Regions from separate parts of the Homo sapiens genome. Here all the other regions are linked to region 2. The links are chromatin contacts, found by Hi-C or POLR2A ChIA-PET in ENCODE. All regions are on one chromosome and are shown on one strand. Each heading gives the region's core, a stretch centred on a gene start or an enhancer-like site at or near the end of the contact. The rest is flanking DNA. Distances are from core to core; before and after follow the strand shown.

Region 1 (3,309 bases), core at 775-3,274, 1.1 Mb after region 2:
GATTTGGATAACCATAAAACTAGTTCTAAAATGTCCTAATGCTCAAGAGTTACAATTTTTCAAATCGCTTTATTACACAAAAGGTTAAAAAAGAAAAAAACTTGAATAAGAGCTGGAAACTTCTCACTGAAAAACCAACCAAAGTGGTAAAAGATAGCAGAAACCGACAATCACAAAATAGTACAATAATGTTTAAAGAAAACTCCAGTTAATACTGTCATAGCTCTCTGAATCTGGCATTAGCTGTACAACCTAGGAGACAACGTTTTGCTTTAATTTGTCAAGATGTAAATAAGTACTAACAGACCCATGGTCTGAACTGCAGTATTTGAATGAAAGGCATTATTTGAATATAATTACAATTCCCTATGGCAATAAATGTTCCAAAGAGCTGGCTTATCTGATTTAAAACTCAACCATATCAAGACTCGGAAGGACTCTCAAAATCTAAATTGTAGCCCTGTGCTGTCCAATGCAGTAGCTACCACTAGCCACATGTGGGTATTTAAACGTAAATCAATTTATTAATTTATGAATAAAATTAAAAATTAAGTTCCTCAGTGACACTTATCACATTTCAAGTGCTGAAGAGCCACTGTGCCTAGGCTACCACTAGTGCCTAAAGGCACAGATTATGGAACATCTCCATCAAGGCAGAAACTGCTAGTGAAAAGTGCAGCCCTAGACTTAGGCATACTTCGCTCCAACGTCCCGAATATCCTGAGATAAGAAACTTTCCATAGCACAATGAAGAGCATTCCATTCTTGCAAAGTACTCTCACGAACTGTTTCTCATAGGCAAATTCAGCCTCTTTGAAACATTCACCAGAAATTCCCCAAGTTTTGTCCTTCAAGTAAATCTTTGCAGGGCGAATTTAATTCCTCTTCCAGAGTCTGCCCTTCACATATACTAAGACCCCAGGTCCTCTCCTTCCAAATACATACATACATATATACACATACATATACTTATATACACACATATGTATATACATATATATACACACACATTTCTTTCTACCGAAATAACTTAACATTTCTATTAGCCTCTTGGAGAAATGCTAATTTATCCACGTGTACAGTAATACTACGTCCAGGATCGTCTGAGTGTCAAATATTACATATCACTGTCTTCATAACTTCACTCTCACGTGTGAGACCAAGTGTCCTGATTCTCTGAGAAAATAAGGTCACAGTCATTCTGAACTCCTAAAACGTGGAGAGCAAAAGCAGAGCTAATATGTACTGAGCAGCACCTGGCGCTGTTCTAAGCGTTTAACGTGTATTTTCTCATATAATCCTCACAATTCTGAAATAGGCTATAAGATCGCCATTTTACAGACCAAAACAAGGCAAAGACAAGCTAAATAATTTCCCCAGGGGTCACAGACGTGAGCTCACCCCACAGAGAACACAGCGGATCTTTTCCTCTTTCTGGATGCTACACTCCCACTAACTACCTAACTCTTCTCTCGCCGTGCCATAAAGCAACAATTTCCCTCTTTAATGATTCCTCCGGCAGCCCCCACACTACCTAGACGACCCGCGCACCCCGCTTCTCAGCACAGCCCAGCCCCCCTCACCCCACGCCCACCCGCCAAAAGGGAGGAGTCGAGAGGCAACTCCACGCTCGGCAGCGGAACCAGGGCGCTGCGCCCGGCCAGCGCCTCCCACAGCCGCCCTCCCTTCAACACTCCGGCGTAGACCACGAAGACCCAGGCAGCCGCCCTCGAGCCGGGGCCAGGGCGTGGCCGGCGCGGGGGCCCAGCGACGCTGGGATCTCCGCTCTGCGTCCCTCCCGGCTCTCTGACGTCTCCCCCGCCCGAATCCCCGCACCGCCCCCCGCAAGCCCTACAACCTCTGCTTTAAGAACCCTTGGAGGCACTGCTGCGCTTCCCGCGAGGAGAATGTGGGGGTGGAGATGGTGCGGTTTCTGCTGCTGCGGCCCGGGACACGCTTGGAAAGGGGCGGGGTGGGGGACTGAGAGTGTGGAGTGTAGAAAGGGAAAAGGTGACTCGGCTGTGTGACGGGGCGATGGGGGGGGTACAAGATGGCGTGAGCCCGACTCTCGGTGGGGCGGGGGTTGCGGAGACTGAGGAGTAAGCGATACGGACGCCCCCCGCACTGGCAGTGCGGGCGCATGCGCGCTTGGCCAGGTGGCGCGCGCTCTCCCAGCCCGAGCGAGCTACTTCCGCCACGCTCGCCGGGGGCGGGGCGTTGTGCGCGGCCTTCAGGGCCCGGCTTGGGCAGCGCTGAGCCACGCGGCGGCGTTTAGAGCTGGGGACGCTGGGAGCGGAGTGGGGACGAGCTGAGATCGGTCAGGGTGTACAGGGTGCAGGCTTGAATTCTTTAGGAATTGGGCCCGAGAGGGCTAGGATTTTTGAAGGATTGGGTGACCGGCACTGGAAGTTGATTTTCAACTCCGAGGAAGAGATTCACCGTTCTAAGCTTCTTTCCAGGAATTGGAGTGAACGGGATCTTAATGGGATTGCGCGTTTACAATGGTGAAGGGAAACGGAGGGGTCTGAACGCTCCCCGCAGGGCCGCAGTACAGGCGTGTGGATGTGGAACCCTTTCTGGGACGGCGAAACCAGCTCTTACGCCGCTTCCGCGCGCCATCACTCCCTACCCTGACCTCGCACAGAATCTGTTTCATTAATCTGCTATTAATGTTTTTTCCCCAACTCATGTTACTAGACGCAGGCGTTTAACTACCATGTTTTGTTATTGAAAACTTTTTCTACTTGAAGGCTTTTTTTTTTTTTTGGACGATTCTGTGTTTAGATTTTGGCCTGTTCCTCATTTTAAAATCTTGCACCCCCAGTATTGTACTGTACATTCTGTCCTGCCACATTTAATTGATATAGATGTAGTTCTTTAAATAATACAGTAGTCGTAAGACAATGCTTTCAGTCTTTCACTCTTTATATTATATGAAGTCTTATTTATATTTAACATTCTTATTGCCTGCTTAGAGAAGAAAACTGGTTATCCATGCTCACCTTCACACCTGTGTTGTCAAATACTATAAAATACTGTATTTTATAGGGATTCAAGTATTAACCCTCACCAAGTCTTTTTAAGCATCACTGCTTCAGTTATTTTCTTGCCTATAGATACTGTGAGTTCTGAAATCCCTTCCTTCTATTTGCTTAAATTGTTTAAAATAGCAACTTATTTGGTTATTTCCTCTGTGGATTGTAGTTGAGTCTGCTAGTGTTGTGTTTGATTCTCTTTAATCTCCCCAACGCTTCAATATTTGCCAAATACCTAAAATTCCAAAAGAATAGATATATTTAGGATGTGAGA
Region 2 (2,946 bases), core at 277-2,776:
GTCTTTATCAATGGCCACCCAGGATTAGGACCCTGCATCTCCAAAAAGCAGGTTAGGACAGCCACCTCCTGCCTCCCCTACTCCTATTTATATGAGCACCCTTGACCAGGGATTCCAGCCCTCCCCAACTCTATTTCTCATCCCCAGTTCCCAACCTTTCCCTCCTCTGTCAATGTTTTCTTCTTCCTGGGGGGCTAAATCCTCAACTGGCCAACCCATCCCACACAACTGCCTTTTACTTCAACTGCCCTCTGGCCCACTCCCACCAAACTCCATCTGGGTCTGGAGGAGGAAGGGTTAAGTGAGGGAGTGAGACACGACAGTTAGTGGGACTGGGGGCTCTGGAGGTAGAGGATGTCAGGGACGCTGACTCTAGCCCTCACTTCCCCTTTCTTAGCAGAGGAGGAAGTAAGCTGGGGCAGCCAGCCGCCTGTCTGTCTGCTGGGGCAAGAGTGCCCCAGCCTGGCTCACCCCATCCTCCTGAGGACCAGTCCCAAACCTACACCCTGGTGGCACCCCCCATGCCTAGCTTCCTGGCCCCGACTGGCAACCTGTAACTGGCACCTGTTGTTCCTTGAGACAGAGCATTCTGAGGTCAGGAACTGGGAATCCCAGATATTGAGCAAATAAGGATGTCCCCTTCCCCAGCAAGAAGAAACAAAAAAACTGGACTTGGTCAGGGGAATTTTCTCTTCCTAAGGGTGGATTATTGGTAGATTTCCAAGATGCTGGCTGGGTTAAGGGTCCTGCCAGCTCTGCCCACCCCGAAATGGGAGGACAGAGATGATTCCATGGCCTAGCTGGACCTCAAAAGTGGGCTGAGAGTTAAGTCTGGAGTTTGGAAGAGCGAATGGGGACTTGAAGGATCTTCACGGGGGAGTGGGGGTGCCCGACCTGTTGCGGCTCTTGGGCAGGCCCAGAGTTAGCATCCCGATTCAGCCTAGCCCCCATACTCACGTGTCTCCGTCCTCGGAGATGTAAGTGAGTGCTTCCAGCTGCTGAGGGCTCAGCGCCCCCACGTGGGGGAGTGGCAGGCGTGGGGCCGGGTCCTCAGCCTCGGGGCCCCCCAGCAAGGACAGGGTGTAGGTGAGCGAGGAGGAGCCATAGGTGGAATCAGCCCGCTCCCCATCCGCGTCTTCCTTCTCCTGTGGTTCCTTGACGGGTCCCGGAGGATGGGTGCAGGGCTGGGGGCTGCCGTCCGAGGGCCCGGAGGCTGGAGCCGAGGTGGACTCGGGTAGGGAGCGCAGAGAGCGCAGAGACTCAATGCCAGAGTCGTACTGGCTCTCCTCCGCCTCGTCCGGCCCCTTCCGCGCCTCCGACATGCCCGCGGCTCTGGCCGGCCGGGGCCCGGTCTGAGCAGGATCCGGCTCCAGGCTCCGCCGCGCCGCCTTTCCGGGTTGCGGGTCCGCTTGGCAGAGCGGGCGCCCGGCCCGCGGCGGCCTCCTTCCCGGGCTGTGGGGCTCCGAGGGGCCGGCGCGCAGCGAGGACAAGGTTCGGAGCGCTGGCCAGGTCCACCCAGCGGTTACTGTGGGCAGCCGAACCGCCCAAGCGGGTCCTCCTCCTCGCCCCGCCCCTCCGGACCAACAGGGTCGCCTCACGCGGATGGCCCCGCCCCCTCCCCGCCCCCGGCGGGCGCTTCCGGAAAGAGGCCCCGCCCCTCCGGAATCCCCCTTCCCGGGCTCTGCGTAGGCTTGGAGTCTGTGGTTCCCGGGCCTTGACTCACTCCTTCGTTGATTCATTCACTCATTCATTCATTCATTCATTCACTCTTTCCCCCTTCCTCCTTCACTCCATTCATTAGTTCCACGCATGTACTGTTTCCTTCTTTCACTTCTATTTCTTAATTCATTTGTTTTATTTTTATTTTTTATTTTTTTGAGACGAAGTCTTGCTCTGTTGCCCAGGCTGGAGTGCAGTGGTTGATCTCTGCTCACTGCAACCTCCGCCTCCTGGGTTCAAGCGATTCTCCTGCCTCAGCCTTTCGAGTAGCTGGGACTACAAGTAGAGACGGGGGTCTCGCTACGTTGCCCAGGCTGGTCTCGAACTCCTGGGTTCAAGCGATCTGCCTGCCTCGGACTACCAAAGTGCTGGGATTACAGGCTGTGAGCCACCGGTCCCGGATCATTCATTTGTTTTAAAAGAAATATCTATTAATTGTCCGTACAAGCTGGCATCTTTGGGGGAGGGCATGTAGGCGATGGGATGGGGAAGCACTGCTTCCTATCCCCTGCCCATTTATCTCAATTTCTCTTGCTTTCTCATCTTTCCCTATCAGTGCCCAGGGGTACGGGTAGGGAAAGGGGACTCCCATTATCTTTAAAGGAGCAGTTCTCCTGGGTCCTGGAAGACAGTCTCCTGTGTCAACGTCCCACATCACATGGAATTGGGCATGAAAATGTTTTTTTGGAAAGAGCGTCTTCTCAGGGAAACTGTTGTCTAAAAAGTAAAGTGGTTGTGGAGTTTCTTCTTCCTCAAAGGGTGAAACCCTGGCCTTGGGTAGTTACAGTTTCTGGTCAACCCCAGCAGTCAAGGAAGTGGGGTCAGGTTGGGGAGGCCCCAGACATGCTGGGTTGCACTCTGCTCAGGTCCCCAACACAGCCCCAATCTTAGTCCCAAAACATCTTTCCTCTTTCACTGTCCCTGGGCCTAGGAAGGCCGTGGGAGCACCCTACTACAAGTGAGCCCTAAGCCCATGCTCCATGATTTATTCCCTCATTCCTCCCCACTATTCCAAGTGCTATCAGCCTAACGCCAGCAATGCCCTTAGAGGGTTATCCGCAAGGGAACATGTAGCTTTTCCATCTCCAGCATTGGAGAAAGGAAGGTGGATGAGTGTAGACAGCAACGTTTTGCAGGGGGGAGGCCAGCTTTCCCACAGCCCTTCCCCTGCAACCTCATTTTATTCATCCATCATTCACCTACTTGACAAACATGTATGGAAGGTCT
Region 3 (3,377 bases), core at 623-3,122, 1.5 Mb before region 2:
CAGGCTTGAACCACTGTACCCTGACTAAAAAGATCTTCTGTGTTGAATATGACAACATTGTATGCCGGCCCCAACAGATTTAATTTATGCAACATAGTCCAGTTACAGTATCCTTATATATGCAAGAAAGGTGTACTACCATTACATTTTTTTTTAATGCTTAAGGGGATATAGAAGCCATACAATAATTTCACTTAAATAATTTTAATCTAGAGAGAGTTTTATTGAGAACTCACCAAATATCTGGGAGAGATGGGCTTGAGCCATTTGAGAATAGCTACTCCATAGGCAGAGCAGCTGAGCATTCTGTTTATCAGCAGGATCCTATTGCTATATGCATTACAAATGAATTTTAAAATAATTTATAACATTTCTTAGGCTTAATATGTATTTTTTAAAACCTGAATTACATTCTGTACAATTCACCTTTTACCTATCCTTGATGTTTATTTAAAATAAAAGACAACAAAACCCCTAGTATATTTTGTGGGCATTTGTAGTTAACCTAGACTACAAAGGCACCTGCTCCCACTCCAGGCCACGTAATGTTGTTGTTGTTGTTGTTTTGTTTTGTTTTTGTTTGAGTCTTGCTGTGTCGCCCAGGCTAGAGTGCAATGCGCGATCTCCGCTCACTGCAACCTTTGTCTCCCGGGTTCAAGCGATTCTCCTGCCTCAGCCTCCCGAGTAGCTGGGATTACAGGAGCCCACCACCACGCCCAGCTAATTTTTGTATTTTTAGTAGAGACAGGGTTTCACCATGTTGTCCAGACTGGTCTCGAACTGCTGACCTCAGGTGATCCACTCGCCTCGGCCTCCCAAAGTGTTGGAATTACAGGCGTGAGCCACCGCGCCCGGCCTGGGCCACATAATCTAAATACTTTGGATACTAGATAGTTTACAGAGAAGTTTCAACAATTTGAGATTTGAGATTAAAAATAGGTGGTAGTTATACTTGGACCAAAGAATGTTAAAAGATTGACTAGCTCTCTTTTAAGAATGAGGGGGTTATGTAATGAAAATTCCGCAAATATAGAGATAAAAGATATCTACATAAAGAGAAGGCAGTAGAAAATGAATGTTTTGAGAGTGATTTACTCTGCCTCACCTTCCTTTTAGTCACTGAAGTTTTGTTTTCCTTTTTAATGTTCACATACGGGCTTCACAGGTAAGGTTTCAAGAATTTTGGAATGGACAAAGAGTGTTGCAAAGGAAAGCTTAGTACATTTGAAAGTTAGGATGAACCAGTTATTTGCCTAATAACTAAGTTAAAAGTCGTTTTGGTTTTTAAAAAGCATATGCAAAACGTATTCACTGAGGCTTGCTCTAATTAGAGTTCTAAACAAATCTTGTAGGGTTTTTTTTTTTTGTCTTTAATCTCCCCCCTTCCCGTGTCAAGTTAAACTGGGTGGGTGGGTGGGTGTGTGTGTGTGTGTGTGTGTGTGTGGAGAGAGAGCCTGCAAGAGAATTAGCACGCACCTCGTGGATCTTAGTAATTGTTTTAAAGCCAAATAAAACTGTTTCTTGAATAAACCAATACATTTCTGAAGTTGAAAAGAATCCCAAAGGAAACGAATGAACATCCTTGCAGCTTGATTTTCCAAAAAAAAAAAAAAAAATTTTTTAAATTAAAAAAATCCTAATCTCCACATTTTTTGCCAGGCGAGAACCGAAGTTTGGAGGTAGACGAGCAGGCGAGCGGTTTGCCCGGGCGCAGAGCATGAAGGCCGGGCGGGCGCGGGGAGCGGCGCCCCGGCCCGGCGCGGGGGTGAGCGAGAGAGAGAGCGGAGCGCGTGTGGCCGGCGCCGCTCGGCCGGGAGCTCCCGCGCTCCGGCCCCCGGCCCCGCGCCCGCCGCCGCCGCCGCCGCCGCCCCTGTTGCGATGGCGCAGAAACCCCGTTGACAAGGCACTGCTTTTTCATGACGGTGAGTTTCCCTTTGAGTGTATTATAATTTTGTGATAAAAATTTCAAGGAGAAAAAAAAAACACACAACCTCCTTCCTCTGCCTCTTTCCTTCGGGGAGGGGAAAAGCGAGGGAGGGGGGGCTGGAGATCTGTCTCCAGACTGAAAAGAAAGGAGCAAATTAAACACCGAGTTGCCAAAACCAGGATATTAGGTTTCAGCCCAGAGAGCTATTGGCTAAGGCTGTGTTTTTTTTTTTTTTTTGGGGGGGGGTGGGTTTGTGGGTGGGTGATGGTGGTGGTGGGTGGATGTTTAATGGACACGGAGAAAAGGGGAATCGAGTGTTTATGCCTTTCCCAGCGCTGCCGGGGCCCCGGGAAGACCAAGTTCAGTGTCTCGGGCGGGGGCGCAGGCGGGCAGGGGGCGGCGAGGCCGGGCCGGGGGCGCCTCGGCGGGGTGGGGGCCCGGCGCCTTTCTTTTTCCTTTTTTTTCTTTTCCGCGGATGCAAATTTCTGGAGCGGGGAGAGGGAGAGCCCGGGAAGGGGGTGGCGTGGCGGTTGGTGGTGGGGAGGGGAGGGGAGGGAAGCCTTTTAATGACTCATTGATTGAGCCGGTTTAAAATTAGTTGTGTGCGCGAGTGTGAGTGTGTTTTCCGCCCCCCGGAGCCGCCGGGAGCCGGGAAGGAGGGAGCAGGGCTCGGCGAGGGGAAGACGGCGCGGCGGGGCCGCGAGCAGGGGGCAGGGAGGGCCTGGAGTGACGGCGGGCGAGGAAGAAAAATAAGCTTTTCCAATCTCCTCCCCTCTGTTTTCCCCCCCTCGTTTCTTTTCTCTCTCGGAAGCTCTAGGGTGTGAATCACATTTTCTTTCTTCTCGGCAAAATGGACCCCGCGTCTGGGGAGGGGGAGGGGAGAGGGTGGGGAGGGAGGCGGCGGAGACGGGGTTTATTTTTCATCCTGGCTTCCCCATTCCCGCCGCATCTGCGGGCGGCCGCGGCGAGGAGAGCAGGTCCGGGGTGCGGCGGGGAGAGCTCGGGGCAGGCGAGTCGCCCCGGCCCCGTTCCCGCTCCCGCTCCGAGCCCGCGGCGGCGGCGCGCACCTGCCGCGGGACTGCCCCTTCCCAGCCGCCTCGCTGCCTTTTCGAAGCACCGCCGAGGATCCGCGGCCGCGTCCGGCCGAGCCCCCAGCCGCGCGGAGGACCGGCGGCCCAGCCGGGCGTCTCCTGCGAGGCCCGCGCTGTTCGCCGCGCCGGCCAGAAGAGATGTGCGGCTGGGACGGCGCATTTTTGGCCGAGTGCGCGCGGGCGTTATGCTGTTCGCGCCCCCCCGAGTCGCCCCAAATGCGGGATATTGGGTGGGGGGGTGCGGTTGGAAGGCGCTAAGATGGCGCTGGGCCTGGCCTGTCGCCAGGGCTGGTGGCGCAGTTGCTCGGCGGGCGCCATCTTTCTCGCGGCGCGGGCGGCGCCCTCCGAGGACATCTCGA
Region 4 (3,077 bases), core at 418-2,917, 1.4 Mb after region 2:
TGGCTCCTTCAAGCTGCCCAGATTCTTGGCCTGGTGTGTGGGCCGCACGGCTTGTTTCCATGGTGAGCATGGCAGGGGTGGCTGGCACCCCCAGGCTGACAAGCATTCCTCCCAGGTCTCTCTGAGCAGAGCTTGTGCCAGCCACTCTGTTCCCAAAGGGGGTTTTCTGATGTGGGGGGTGGTCACCTCAAAATTGGCTGTGCTTTGAGCTAGAGTGAACAAATAGAAGACATTTGTATCCATTCCTTTCTCTGACATCCTCATTTGGTCCTAAATGGGTTTGGGATGCCTACAGGAAATATCGCTTTTGGGAGGGAGCTTGGACATCATCTGGCCTGACCCCCTTCACCCTGCAAATGGATCTCGGAAGGTCACAAAGGGCAAGAGACGGGCTCAGGGCACAGAACAGATGCAGCACTGAGCTGGGAGGAATCCTCATGTCTCCTGAAGCCTGTGTTCTTTCTGCTATAGCGCGTCTTGGCTCTCTGGAGTGAGTTACCCAGTGTTACTTCTACCCTAGGAAGGTGAGGTGTGGCGCGTTGGGACTGCCTGGAGCTGTCAGGCCACACGCTCATGCACATGCATGTATGCACAGTGGGAGTGGATACAAAATTTAAAATAAAAAACAATTTTAGTTTGTCTAAACCACGGGTTGGGGTGAGGGGTGGTGAGCAAACCACGACCAGTGACTTACTCTTGTACAGCTTGTGAACTGAGAATGACTTTTACTTTTTTTTTTTGAGATGGAGTCTCGCTCTGTCGTCCAGGCTGGAGTACAGTGGCGCAATCTTGGCTCACTGCAAGCTCCACCTCCCAGGTTCACGCCATTCTCCTGCCTCAGCCTCCCAAGTAGCTGGGATTACAGGCACCCGCCACCACGCCCAGCTAATTTTTTTTTTTTTGTATTTTTAGTGGAGATGGGGTTTCACTGTGTTAGCCAGAATGGTCTCGATCTCCTGACCTCGTAATCTGCCTGCCTCAGCCTCCCAAAGTGCTGGGATTACAGGCGTGAGCCACCGTGCCCAGCCTACATTTTTAAGTCGTAGTGAAAAAATAAGATGTGACAGTGACTGTATGTAACCTCAAAGCTGGAAATACTTAACCATGTGACCCTTTCCAGAAAAAGTTTGCCAATCCCTGACTTGATGACCTGTCTGATTGTTCACCCAGTAATGGTTGGCAGTCTTCCTAGGACATTCAAGACTCCCTCTTTATAGGTAGATCTGGTTGGCTTCATAGGCTCAGACTCTGAAATGCAGAATTGGCAGCTTTCTTCCTTCGTCTGTCAGATGCCTATGGCTTTTCTAAGTTTCTTGCTGTTGCTGAATTTTTCTCTCCTCAGGATAAATCAAGCAGTGGAATCCTTTGTCAGGTGAATTAGGGAGCCGAGGCTGGTGATGGACATTTACTGCTGGTACCCACGGTAGGGCAGGGAGGCAGGGACACTGTTGCCTGAGGTGTCCTGCAAATAAATGACTCGGCTGGGGCTAACCAGAGTTGAAGGCTGAGAACAGACAGCTGCCAAGAGTGTGACAGGGAAAATGTCTTTCCCGTCAAAGAAAAACATAAAGATGCTTGCAATCTGAGTATTTCTGTTTCCTCCCCTCCACGACAGGCTTCTCAACTAGTTCCTGTCTAGCCAGGCTGCTCATTTCTTTATAGTCACTGAACCAGAATAACCACAGATCAAGCCGGAAGCACATGATAACCCGCTGAACTCCGCACAGCCCTGGCTGGGCTTCTCTGAGTGAACAAACGCTGCCCTGGTCTCCGCAGCTGTGAAATATCCAGTGAGCATCCAGCTGCGGGTTAGTTACTTCCACAGTCAGAGAAGGAAAGAAGAAAATAAGAGTGACAGATGCACAGAACCACGGACATTCGAGACTGTCATAGCTGTTCACAGTTGTTGAAGATTTACAGGCAAGCCGTTTGGAGTTTAAATGTGAGATGACACCAGGGGCCTCTAATGTACAGTGGAGCTTTAAGCATGATATGGGGGCAGAAAATGGTCTGGGAACCCCCTTCTCTGAGATCTTAGAAGTTCTGTTCTATTGACTCCAGGCAGGGCTGCAGCCACGGTGCACTTCATGGACTCATAAATATAACATTATTGGACAAAAAAACCCCAATCCTTCTCTGACTGATTAGGCCCAGATTGGTCAGCCCATAAATCAATGCTGAATAAGAACTATAAAGTTGTGAATCAATGTGTCCCAGATCTCCAAACTGGAATGAAAAAACAGGAATAAAATAGCTGGAGCTCTTCCAAGATCCTTCTTTTCATCCCCCTCCTCCCACCGCCCCATATGCTAGTATGCTAATTTTAAAAGGCTTCTCTTTTCCGCTCCTTGGCCTGGCTGTGGACAGCATTTCAGGGCAGGAAATTCGGTCTAGAAGTGTGGCTGAGGAAACAAGAGGCTGTTCTGTTGCATTTCTGTTCAGGACTGATCTGTAGCTCTGTCGTGTATCCTTGGTCATGTATCCTTGGCCAGGGTCTCCACCTGTGGCCGAGAAGTGATGGCATTTGTTGTCTGTGTCACAGATACAGGAAGGGAACAAGAGTGATCAGGTCATGTGTGGTCCATGAATGGTTTTTTAGGTCCAAGCAGTTTAAGGGCTCTGAGTCCCTGCATTGAAATATTAAATATAATAATGGATTCTCACCTGTAATCCTAGCACTTTGGGAGGCTGAGGCGGGTGGATCATGAGGTCAGGTGTTCAAGACCAGCCTGGTCAAGATGGTGAAACCCCATCTCTACTAAAAATACAAAAATTAGCCTGGCATGGTGGCAGACACCTGTAATCCCAGCTACTCGGGAGGTTGAAGCAGGAGAATTGCTTGAACCCAGGCAGCAGAGGTTTCAGTGAGCCGAGATCATGCCACTGCACTCCAGCCTGGGCGATAGAGTGAGACTTCGTCTCAAAAAAAAAAAAAAAAAAAAAAAAAAATGGAGTCTCCTCTTAGAACTGCACATGAGGTTTAGAAATGCCACCTGGTCATCCCTGTTGGACATGGTTACCCTCTTTGGATCTGGGAGCTGAGGGTATCTGCTGTGAATGTTGTCCACGTGTACTTG

What was found. A loop is a pair of places that touch in the nucleus more often than their neighbours do. ChIA-PET counts read pairs that join two places held with the same protein, here RNA polymerase II (POLR2A). Pooled maps may share reads with other maps.
Region 1: a loop to region 2 is called in a map of CD4-positive, alpha-beta T cell, with 11 times the contacts of the local background. The contact joins the promoter of SUPT3H here to the promoter of NFKBIE in region 2. A Hi-C loop is called at or near these places in 1 of 168 maps with a recorded cell type or tissue (CD4-positive, alpha-beta T cell), 1 of 37 single-sample maps with no recorded cell type and 10 of 50 pooled maps.
Region 3: a loop to region 2 is called in a pooled map, with 6 times the contacts of the local background. The contact joins the promoter of BICRAL here to the promoter of NFKBIE in region 2. A Hi-C loop is called at or near these places in 6 of 50 pooled maps. POLR2A ChIA-PET finds 5 or more read pairs at or near these places in 2 of 52 experiments (activated B cell and activated CD4-positive, alpha-beta T cell).
Region 4: a map with no recorded cell type shows a loop between it and region 2 (6-fold over the local background). The contact joins the enhancer-like site here to the promoter of NFKBIE in region 2. A Hi-C loop is called at or near these places in 4 of 37 single-sample maps with no recorded cell type and 4 of 50 pooled maps.

What each region holds. Positions count from the first base shown.
Region 1 is chr6:45,375,910-45,379,218 of GRCh38, forward strand. SUPT3H (SPT3 homolog, SAGA and STAGA complex component) reads right to left here and starts at 2,025. Exons shown (of 11, transcript NM_003599.4): 1 at 1,859-2,025. All of the region lies in intron 2 of RUNX2 (RUNX family transcription factor 2), which reads left to right. RefSeq lists silencers at 1,667-1,946, 2,267-2,316 and an enhancer at 1,957-2,500.
Region 2 is chr6:44,264,025-44,266,970 of GRCh38, forward strand. It overlaps NFKBIE (NFKB inhibitor epsilon), which reads right to left and starts at 1,527. Exons shown (of 6, transcript NM_004556.3): 1 at 958-1,527. The coding sequence starts at 1,322. RefSeq lists enhancers at 32-261, 654-1,153 and a silencer at 1,072-1,741.
Region 3 is chr6:42,780,180-42,783,556 of GRCh38, forward strand. BICRAL (BICRA like chromatin remodeling complex associated protein) reads left to right here and starts at 1,873. Exons shown (of 13, transcript NM_001393499.1): 1 at 1,873-1,922. LOC401261 (a long non-coding RNA gene) reads left to right here and starts at 3,317. Exons shown (of 2, transcript NR_134654.1): 1 at 3,317-3,377. RefSeq lists enhancers at 2,682-3,371, 3,228-3,377, 3,372-3,377 and a silencer at 2,808-3,147.
Region 4 is chr6:45,675,989-45,679,065 of GRCh38, forward strand. No RefSeq gene overlaps it. Among named protein-coding and RNA genes, the nearest start is that of RUNX2-AS1, 100 kb to the left of the region's middle. RefSeq lists enhancers at 1,774-1,833, 1,844-1,963. Within about 2 kb of position 1,668, at least 10 of the 41 ENCODE cell types and tissues checked have a DNase peak (open chromatin) inside an H3K27ac peak, as active enhancers do.